Linked DNA regions of Homo sapiens: region 1 is linked to region 2. Evidence: read pairs that join two places in POLR2A ChIA-PET (ENCODE). Cell type or tissue: Panc1. All regions are shown on one strand. Each heading gives the region's core, and the rest is flanking DNA. Links, peaks and the distances in the headings are about the cores only.

Region 1 (4,236 bases), core at 584-3,083, 940 kb before region 2:
CTATGTTCATCAAGGATATTGGTCTGTAGTTTTCTTTTTTGGTTATGTCCTTTCCTGTTTTTGGTATTAGGCTGATGCTGGCTTCACAGAATGAATTAGGGTATGTTTCTTCTTTCTCTATCTTGTGGAATAGTGTCAAAAGGATTGGTACCAATTCTTCTTTGAATATCTGGTAGAATTCTGCTGTGAATCTGTCTGGTCCTGGACTTTTTTTTGTTGATAATTTTTAAATTACCACTTTAATCTCACTGCTTATTGGTCTGTTCAGGGTATCTAATTCTTCCTGATTTAAGCTACGGTATTTTTCCGGGAATTTACCCATCTCTTCTAGATTTTCTAGTTTATGTGCATAAAGGTGTTCATAGTAGCCTTGAATGATCTTTTGTATTTCAGTTGTAATATCTTCTGTTTCATTTCTTAGTGAGGTTATTTGGATTTTCTCTCTTCTTTTCTTAGTTAATCTTGCTAATGGTTTGTCAGTTTTATTTATCTTTTCAAAGAACCAGCTTTTTGCTTCATTTATCTTTTGTATTTGTTTGTTTGTTTGTTTGAATTTCAGTTAGTTGAGGTCTGATCTTGGTTCTTTCCTTTCTTCTGCCGGGTTTGGGTTTGGTTTGTTGTTGTTTCTCTAGTTCCTTGAGGTATTACCTTAGGATGTCAGTTTGTACTCTTTCAGTCTTTTTGGTGTAGGTGTTTAGGGCTATTAACTTGCCTCTGAGCACCACCTTTGCTGTATCCCAGAGGCTTTGGTAGGTTGTGTCATTATTGTCGTGCAGTTCAAAGAATTTTTACATTTCTATCTTGATTTTGTTTTTGACCCAGTGCTTATTCAGGAGCAGGTTATTTGATTTCCATGTATTTGCATGGGTTTGGAGGTTCCTTTTGGGGTTGATTTCCAGTTTTATTCCACTGTGGTTTGAGAGAGTGCTTGATATAATTTCAATTTTCTTAATTTATTGAGGCTCATTTCATGGCCTATCATATGGTCTATCTTGGAGAAAGTTGCATGTGCTGTTGAATAGAATGTGTATTCTGTGGTAGTTGGATGAAATGTTCTGTATATACATGTTAAGTCCATTTGTTCCAAGGTATAGTTTAAATCCATTGTTTGTTTTTTGACTTTCTGTCTTCATGACCTGTCCAGTGCTGTCAGTGGAACATTGAAGTCTCCCACTATTATTTTGTTTCTATCTCATTTCTTAAGACCATTAGTAATTGTTTTATAAATTTGGGAGCTCCAGCGTTAGGTGCATATATGTTTAGGATTGTGATATTTTCCTGATGGAGAAGGTCTTTTACCATTATATGTTGTCCCTCTTTGTCTCTTTTAACTGCTGTTGCTTTAAAGTTTGTTTTATGTGATATAAGAATAGCTACCCCTGTTCACTTTTGGTGTCCATTTGCATGAAATGCCTTTCCCCATGCCTTTACTTTATGTGAGTCCTTATGTGTTAGATGAGTCTCCTGAAGGCAGCAGATGGTTGGTGAGTTCTTATCCATTCTGCTGTTTTGTATCTTTTAAGTAGAGCATTTAGGCCATTTACATTCAATGTTAGTACTGAAATGTGAGGTATTGTTGCTTTCATCATGCCCTTTTTGCCTGTGTACTTTGGTTTTTGTATGTTGTTTGTACTTTTTAACTTGTATTTTTGTTTTATAGGTCCTGTGTAATTTATGCTTTAAAGAGGTTCTGTTTGGATGTGCTGCCAGGATTTGTTTCAAGATTTAGAGCTCCTTTTAGCAGTTCTTGTAGTGGTGGCATGGTAATGGCAAATTCTCTCAGCATTTGTTTGTTTGACAATGACTGTATCTTTCCTTCATATATGATGCTTTAGTTTTGCTGGATACAAAATTCTTGGTTGATAATTGTTTTGTTTGAGGAGGCTGAAGATAAGGCCCCCAATCCCTTCTAGATTGTAGGGTTTCTTCTGAGAAATCTGCTGTTAATCTGGTAGGTTTTCCTTTATAGGTTACCTGGTGCTTCTGTCTCACAGCTCTTAAGATTCTTTCCTTCGTCTTAACTTTGAATAACCTGATGACAATGTTCCTCGGTGAAGATCTTTTTGTGATGAATTTCCCAGGTGTTCTTGCTCTTATTTGGCTGTCTAGATCTCTCACAATGCAGGGGAAGTTTTCCTCAATTCTTCCCCCAAATATGTTTTCCATGCTTTTAGAATTCTCTTCTTTCTCAGGTACACCGATTATTCTTAAGTTTGGTTGTTTAACATAGTCCCAGACTTCTTGGAGGCTTTGTTCATATTTTCTTATTCTTTTTTCTTTGTCTTTGTTGGATTGTGATATTGTATTTCTTTATTCTACTTGTTCAATTATATTGCTGAGACTTTCCAGAGCATTTCACATTTCTAAAAGTGTGGCCAGAGTTTCCTGAGTCTTTGATTGTTTTTTCTTTAAGCTACCTATTCCCATGAATATTTCTTCCTCTACTTTTTGTATCATTTTTTGGATTCCTTGCATTGGGTTTCACCTTTCTCTGGTCCCTCCCTGAATAGCTTAATAACTAACCTCCTGAATTCTTTCTCAGGTAAATCAGGGATTTCTTCTTGGTCTGGATCCATTGCTGGTGAACTACGGTGATTTTTTTGGGGGTATTGAAGAGCCTTGTTTTGTCATATTACCTGGGTGGTTTTCTGGTTCCTTCTCACTTGGGTTTCCTCTGTCAGAGGGAAGGTCTAGGGCTAAAGGCTGTTATTCAAATTATTTTGTTTCACGGGGTGTTCCCTTGATGTAGTACTCACCTCCTTTTCTTATGGATGTGGCTTACTGTGAGCGAAACTGCAGTGATTGTTGTCTCTCTTCTGGGTCTAGCCACCCAGTGAGTCTGCCTGGCTCCAGACTGGCACTGGGGGTTGTCTGCACAGAGTCCTGTGATGAGAACCATCTATCAGTCTCTCACCCGTGGATACCAGCACCTGTTCTGGTGGAGTTGGCAAAGAGTGCAATTGACTCCTTGAGGGTCCTTAGCTTTGGTGGTTTAGTGCTCTATTTTTGTGCTGGTTGGCCTTCTGCCAGGAGGTGGTGCTTTCCAGAAAGCGTTAGCTGTATGTAGTATTGTGGAGAGGGACCAGCGGTGGGTGTGGCCCTAGATCTCCCAAGATTATATGCCCTTTGTCTTCTGCTACCAGGGTGGGTAGGGAAGAACCATCAGGTGGGGGTGGGGCTAGGGGTGTCTGAGCTCAGACTCTCCTTGGGCCTGTCTTGCTGCAGCTGCTGTGGAGCTGTGTACCTAGGAGGATTATGGCTGCCTCTGCTGAGTCATGCAGGTTGTCAGGGAAGTGGGGGAAAGCCAGCAATGGCAGGCCTTTGCCGGCTCCCATGGAAACTGAAGGGCCAGTCTCACTCCCACCGTGCACCCCCCAACATCCTGAGTCCATGCACCCCCCTAACATCCTGAGTCCATTTCCAGGTGAAGGCAAGACTGGCTTGAAAATTTGCCCGAGGCTATCTGCCTCCCAGCTGTGAGAGAAAAGGACTTTAGTTCTTCCTGGCCTGTGAATTCTACATGCCCAATTTGTGCCCTCCCACTGAGTTCTGGCCAGGAGGCTTCTCCCCCATTCAAACTGTTACAAAGTTCGGGTAGAGAATTCCTTCTCCCTGTGGAGGTTTACCCCCCTGTTCCTCTGGCCAACCTCCCGATGGATCGCTGTGGTGCCAGGCAGGAATGGGCTGCCTGGGGACCCAGAGAGCTCCCAGGGCCTTTCTGCTGCTTCCTCTACCCCTGCACTTTGCTCAGCTCTCTAACCTGACTCAGCTCCAGGTAAAGTCAGAAACTTCTCCTGCAAACAGATCTTCAGCTTCTCCAGTGAGGATATGTATTTGGGAGAGGAGGGTCACCCTTTCCCACTTCCACAGTTGGGGCACTCACAGTATTTGGGGTGTCTCCCCCGGCTGCAGGAGCAGCCTACTTCCTTCAGAGGGTCTGTGGGTCCTCTTGGGATTGCTGGTTTTTACTTGCAGTTGATCTGGAGCTAAAATTCACAGCGCAAGCCTCCGCATGCTGCTCTGTCCAGAGCTGCAATCTAGTCCTTGGAGTTATTATATTTTAAATATGTCTCTTGTTTTATCGCACAGGTTTGAGTTTTGCTATGTGATCAAATTTGAAAATCATGATATTTAATTGGTCAGTTAAGTCCATATATGGCTTCAGGTTTCATTTTGAATGAAATCCACTGCAATTCACCTCTTGGTGCCTCAGCATCTTATTCAAAATTAAGGCAG
Region 2 (4,236 bases), core at 972-3,471:
GCTTCATTCAGTCACAGGGTTTCCACTCCTGAGAAGGAGTACAAAAAGGGTAAAGAAAAGGTGGTGCTCTGACACCAACCCAACTGGCTGGATTCAATTCTGCAATTCAGTTCTGGCATCAACTATGTGGAGGCTGGTGTCAGCGTAGACCCCATGAATTAAGAGCTCAGTCCTCCACAAGACAGTCCCGACTTCAGATGCCAGCCAGAAGTTGAGGGGGTTCCCAGGGCCGTTCATACTTCTGACCAACTGGCTACAAATTCAGAGGTTTCCCTAACCCCCTCAGGTTGATAATTCTTTGGAACCATTCACAGAATTCAGAAAAGCACCACCCTTGTTATTAAACTTTTATTATAAAGACTACAACTCAGGGACAGCCAAATGGGGAGATGCATAGGGTGAGGTCTGGGAGGGCCTTGAACCCAGAGCTTCCGTGCCCTCTCCTTATGGAGCCAGGGTCTTTCTCCCTGTGGGCAGATCAATATCTTCATCAACCAGGACACTCCACTGACTCTCGGGGTCCAGAGGTTTTACTGGGGCTGAATTATGTTGGCATAATTAATTAAATCATTGGCCACACGATTAAATTCCATCTCCAGCCCCCTTCCCCTCTCCAGGAGTCAGGCTTGGCCCACTGTCCCAGCCCTTCAATCGTATGGTTGGTCTTTCTTGTGACCAACCCCATCTTGAAGCCATCTAGAAGCCACCATGAGTTACCTCATTAGAAAAAACTCAGGTGCGATCCAAGGGTCTCATAATAACAAAGACACTCCTATCACTGGAGAAATTCCAAGGGTTTTAGCATCTCCCTACCAGGAACCAGGGAAAAAGGCCTCAGTCAAATTTCTTCTTATACAACAGTGGCATCTCCTTGGAAATAAACCAGTCTAGGACTAAGAAAGAAAAAGAGATGAGAGTAAGACATGCCTAGAGCTGTGGAGTCCCAGGTTACTGGAGAAGAGCTGACCTGGGCTGACATTTGGACAGAGCCCCAGCACTTTCTCCAATAACTAGATGTTCAATGTATTCATTCCTTGTAGCTTCAAAGTTCTCATCTGGAAAAGAGGACTTGAGATTGTCGATATAAAATGCCGAGCATATTCAGCACCCAGTAAGTGTTCAGTGAAAGTTTGTGTTGTTGTTCGTTCTTTTCCCTCACCCTGACAGGGACTGCACAGGACTGAATTGCAGGAAAGAAGGCCCACAATATGCAGGAAGAGGGACAGCTCCTGGGAGCCAGAAGCCCTCGCAAAGGGGTGCATTGAGGCCTATACTCTCCAGCCCATCCACCTGCTGTTAGTTCTGAAACCAAAGGCAGACAGATTTGTGCACTGTGTGTTAGGATGTGAGAACAGAACACTATGAACGTATCTTCATTCATCCAACCTTGTAGCAATCAAAAGTCCAAAGAAGCAAGCACTGGACATGGTATTTTACTCCAATGTCCAATGTATAATCGGCTCCTGACAGGAATTCTAGAATTTATATTTAATACCAAATTAACAAAAAAGGACAACCATTTTTAAAAGATATTTTGTTATCATACCTATATGTGATATAAAAATTAAAAAATAGGCCAGGTGCGGTGGCTCAAGCCTGTAATTCCTGAACTTTGGGAGGCTGAGGTGGGCAGATCATGAGGTCAGGAGTTCAAGACCAGCCTGGCCAGCATAGTGAAACCCCATCTCTACTAAAAAAATACAAAAATTAGCTGGGCGTGGTGGCCGGCACCTGTAGTCCCAGCTACTTGGGAGGCTGAGGCAGAAAAATCTCTTGAACCCGGGAGTCAGAGGTTGCGGCAAGCCGAGATTGCGCCAATGCACTCCAGACTGGGTGACACAGCGAGACTCTGTCTCAAAAAAAAATTAAAAAAAAAAAAAGAATAAAAGCCAACTGTCATTTGCCCATTCAAAAATACCATTTTGTGATCTAGTTCTAAGTCTGTTTTTTTATATATATCTATGTGTGTATATAGCTATAATACAAATTGAGCACCTCAATTTGAAAATCCCAAATTTGAAATGCTCCAAAATCTGAAACTTTTTGACTGCCAACCTGACACCAGAAGTGGAAAATTCTATACCTGACCTCATGTGATGGGCACACAAAACTATTAAAAATATCTTATAAAATTACCTTCAAACTATATGTATAAGGTATATATGAAACATAAATGAATTTTGTCTTTAGACTTGAGTCCCATTCCCAAGATGTCTCAGTATGGATATGCAAATATTTCAAAATCCAGAAAAATCTGAAATTTGAAACACTTCTGGTCCCAAATATTTTGGATAAGGAATACTTGCCCTGGATATGCGTGTGTGTGTGTGTGTGTGTGTGTGTGTGTGTGTCTACACTCAACAAATATATTTGCACAATCCAGACCCACTCTGAAACCTCACCAGACTGTAAGATTCACACCTCTTTTCACTGCAGTAAGACTTGAGGTCAAAGGCAATCCATATTTCACCACATAGAACCCTGTAGCAAATTTGTCTTCAATTATTTTATTGGCATGGTTTTGAAAATGGGTAATCATTTATTTTTTTTAATTAAAAAAGAAACTTTTTTAGGATAGGGTCTTGCTATGTTGCCCAGGCTAGTCTCCAACTCCTGGCCTCTAGTGACCCTCCCACCTTAGCCTCCTGAGTTGCCAGGATTACCCGCACTTGCCACCGTGCACAGCCTCAGGGGTGATATTTCTGAACAATTATTTTATCACAAAATTTATTGTTTAGATGCTTCAAGTATTTTGAATTTAAGATAAATTATCTTCCACAGCATTCAAGAATGTGACCCAGTGATAAGTCTGGTGAGGAGAAACATATAGTTCTGTGCAAAGACAGACACTCAATATTTTGCTATGTTTACTATGTTTGCTATGTTTGCTATGTCTTTTTTTAACGCATTTTTTTTTCAGAAAAATGCCTATTCATTTACTTATTATAGAATGAATACGCCAGGCATGGTAGCTCACGCCTGTAATCCCAGCACTTTGGGAGGCCGAGATGGGAGGATCACGAGGTCAGGAGATCCAGACCATCCTGGCTAACATGGTGAAACCCCGTCTCTACTAAACAAAATACAAAAAAATTAGCCAGGCGTGGTGGCGGGCACCTGTAGTCCCAGCTACTCAGGAGGCTGAGGCAGGAGAATGGCATGAACCCAGGAGGTGGAGCTTGCAGTGAGCCGAGATCGCACCACTGCACTCCAGCCTGGGTGACAGAGTGAGACTCTGTCTCAAAAAAAAAAAAAAAAAAAGAATGACTACATACTCTTTGTGGAAAATAGAGTAAGGCATCAAAAAAAATAAAAGCCACCTGTCATTCAATTACCCAGAAATAATATTTTGTGATCTAGTTCTGGGTCTGTTTTATAACATAATACATTTGCTAATGAATATTTTTTCCATGTCATTCATTAAAAATCCTTCAGAAACTTTTCAGTGGCTGAGGGAAAGGGAGGACCAGTGGTGGGGAATCAGGAGATTGAACTGCTTTTCCCACCTCATAGCTGCAAAGCTGGCTAGGTTCTGTTTTCTCTTTCCTTATGAAGGGATCAAAAACTCAACAACAGACACAGAAAGAAATCTTATCTGAACTTACCTTATCTGATTTAAGCAGAGCTTTAAGAGACTCAGCTGCCACCACAATCCCCCATACAAATCTGCAGAGGTCAGGATGGTGACTGACTTAGGCACCATGACATTCCAAAAAGGAAATTGTGTTAAGCCTCATCAGAACCTTCCTGCCTTTAAAGCTCTAAACTCTCCCTTTTGCTAAGCTGCTGCATAAACCTGTACCTCTGGCTAGACAGTGAGTTACTCTTTACAGGGTGCTCCTGCATGCAGGTAATCAGCCTTGTCTTTTCTCCTGTTTCTATATCTATTGCCAGTTAATTCGCAGGCTTCCAATCATTTAAACCTAATATGGTAGAGGAAAAGTTTTCTTCCTGACAGTTCTGACAATGAAGGTGATGTGGCTGGGACTCCTCGCTCTATGACCAAGTCGGATGAAAGATGCTTTCTCACCAGTCAGAACCTAAGATTTCTGTTCAGGGTCCAGCCCAGCAAGGGTAGTATGAGTCTCTCCCTGTCTTTTTCAAAATTTAGATTTACAGGAGAATGCTTTTGGTTAGAACTAGGTCTTTGGCTGTTGAGACCCCTGTTATAGATAGCAATGGTGTCTCTGCTCTGTTTTGTGTTGTGCTGTTTAAAAGTACTGTTTGTTATAAGAA

The links. ChIA-PET counts read pairs that join two places held together with the same protein. Peaks named below come from ENCODE experiments on the same cell type or tissue, not always from the same donor. Only the 100,000 strongest peaks of a DNase experiment are listed, where the experiment ranks them.
Region 1: POLR2A ChIA-PET joins it to region 2 with 6 read pairs; 2 of 35 experiments call an interaction of 5 or more read pairs at or near these places.

Annotation. Positions count from the first base shown.
Region 1 is chr7:42,892,590-42,896,825 of GRCh38, reverse strand. No RefSeq gene overlaps it. Among named protein-coding and RNA genes, the nearest start is that of C7orf25, 17 kb to the left of the region's middle. In Panc1, for the core only: no CTCF peak of the experiment used is centred there; no DNase peak of the experiment used is centred there.
Region 2 is chr7:41,950,783-41,955,018 of GRCh38, reverse strand. No RefSeq gene overlaps it. Among named protein-coding and RNA genes, the nearest start is that of INHBA, 250 kb to the right of the region's middle. In Panc1, for the core only: no CTCF peak of the experiment used is centred there; no DNase peak of the experiment used is centred there; H3K27ac peaks cover 426 bases.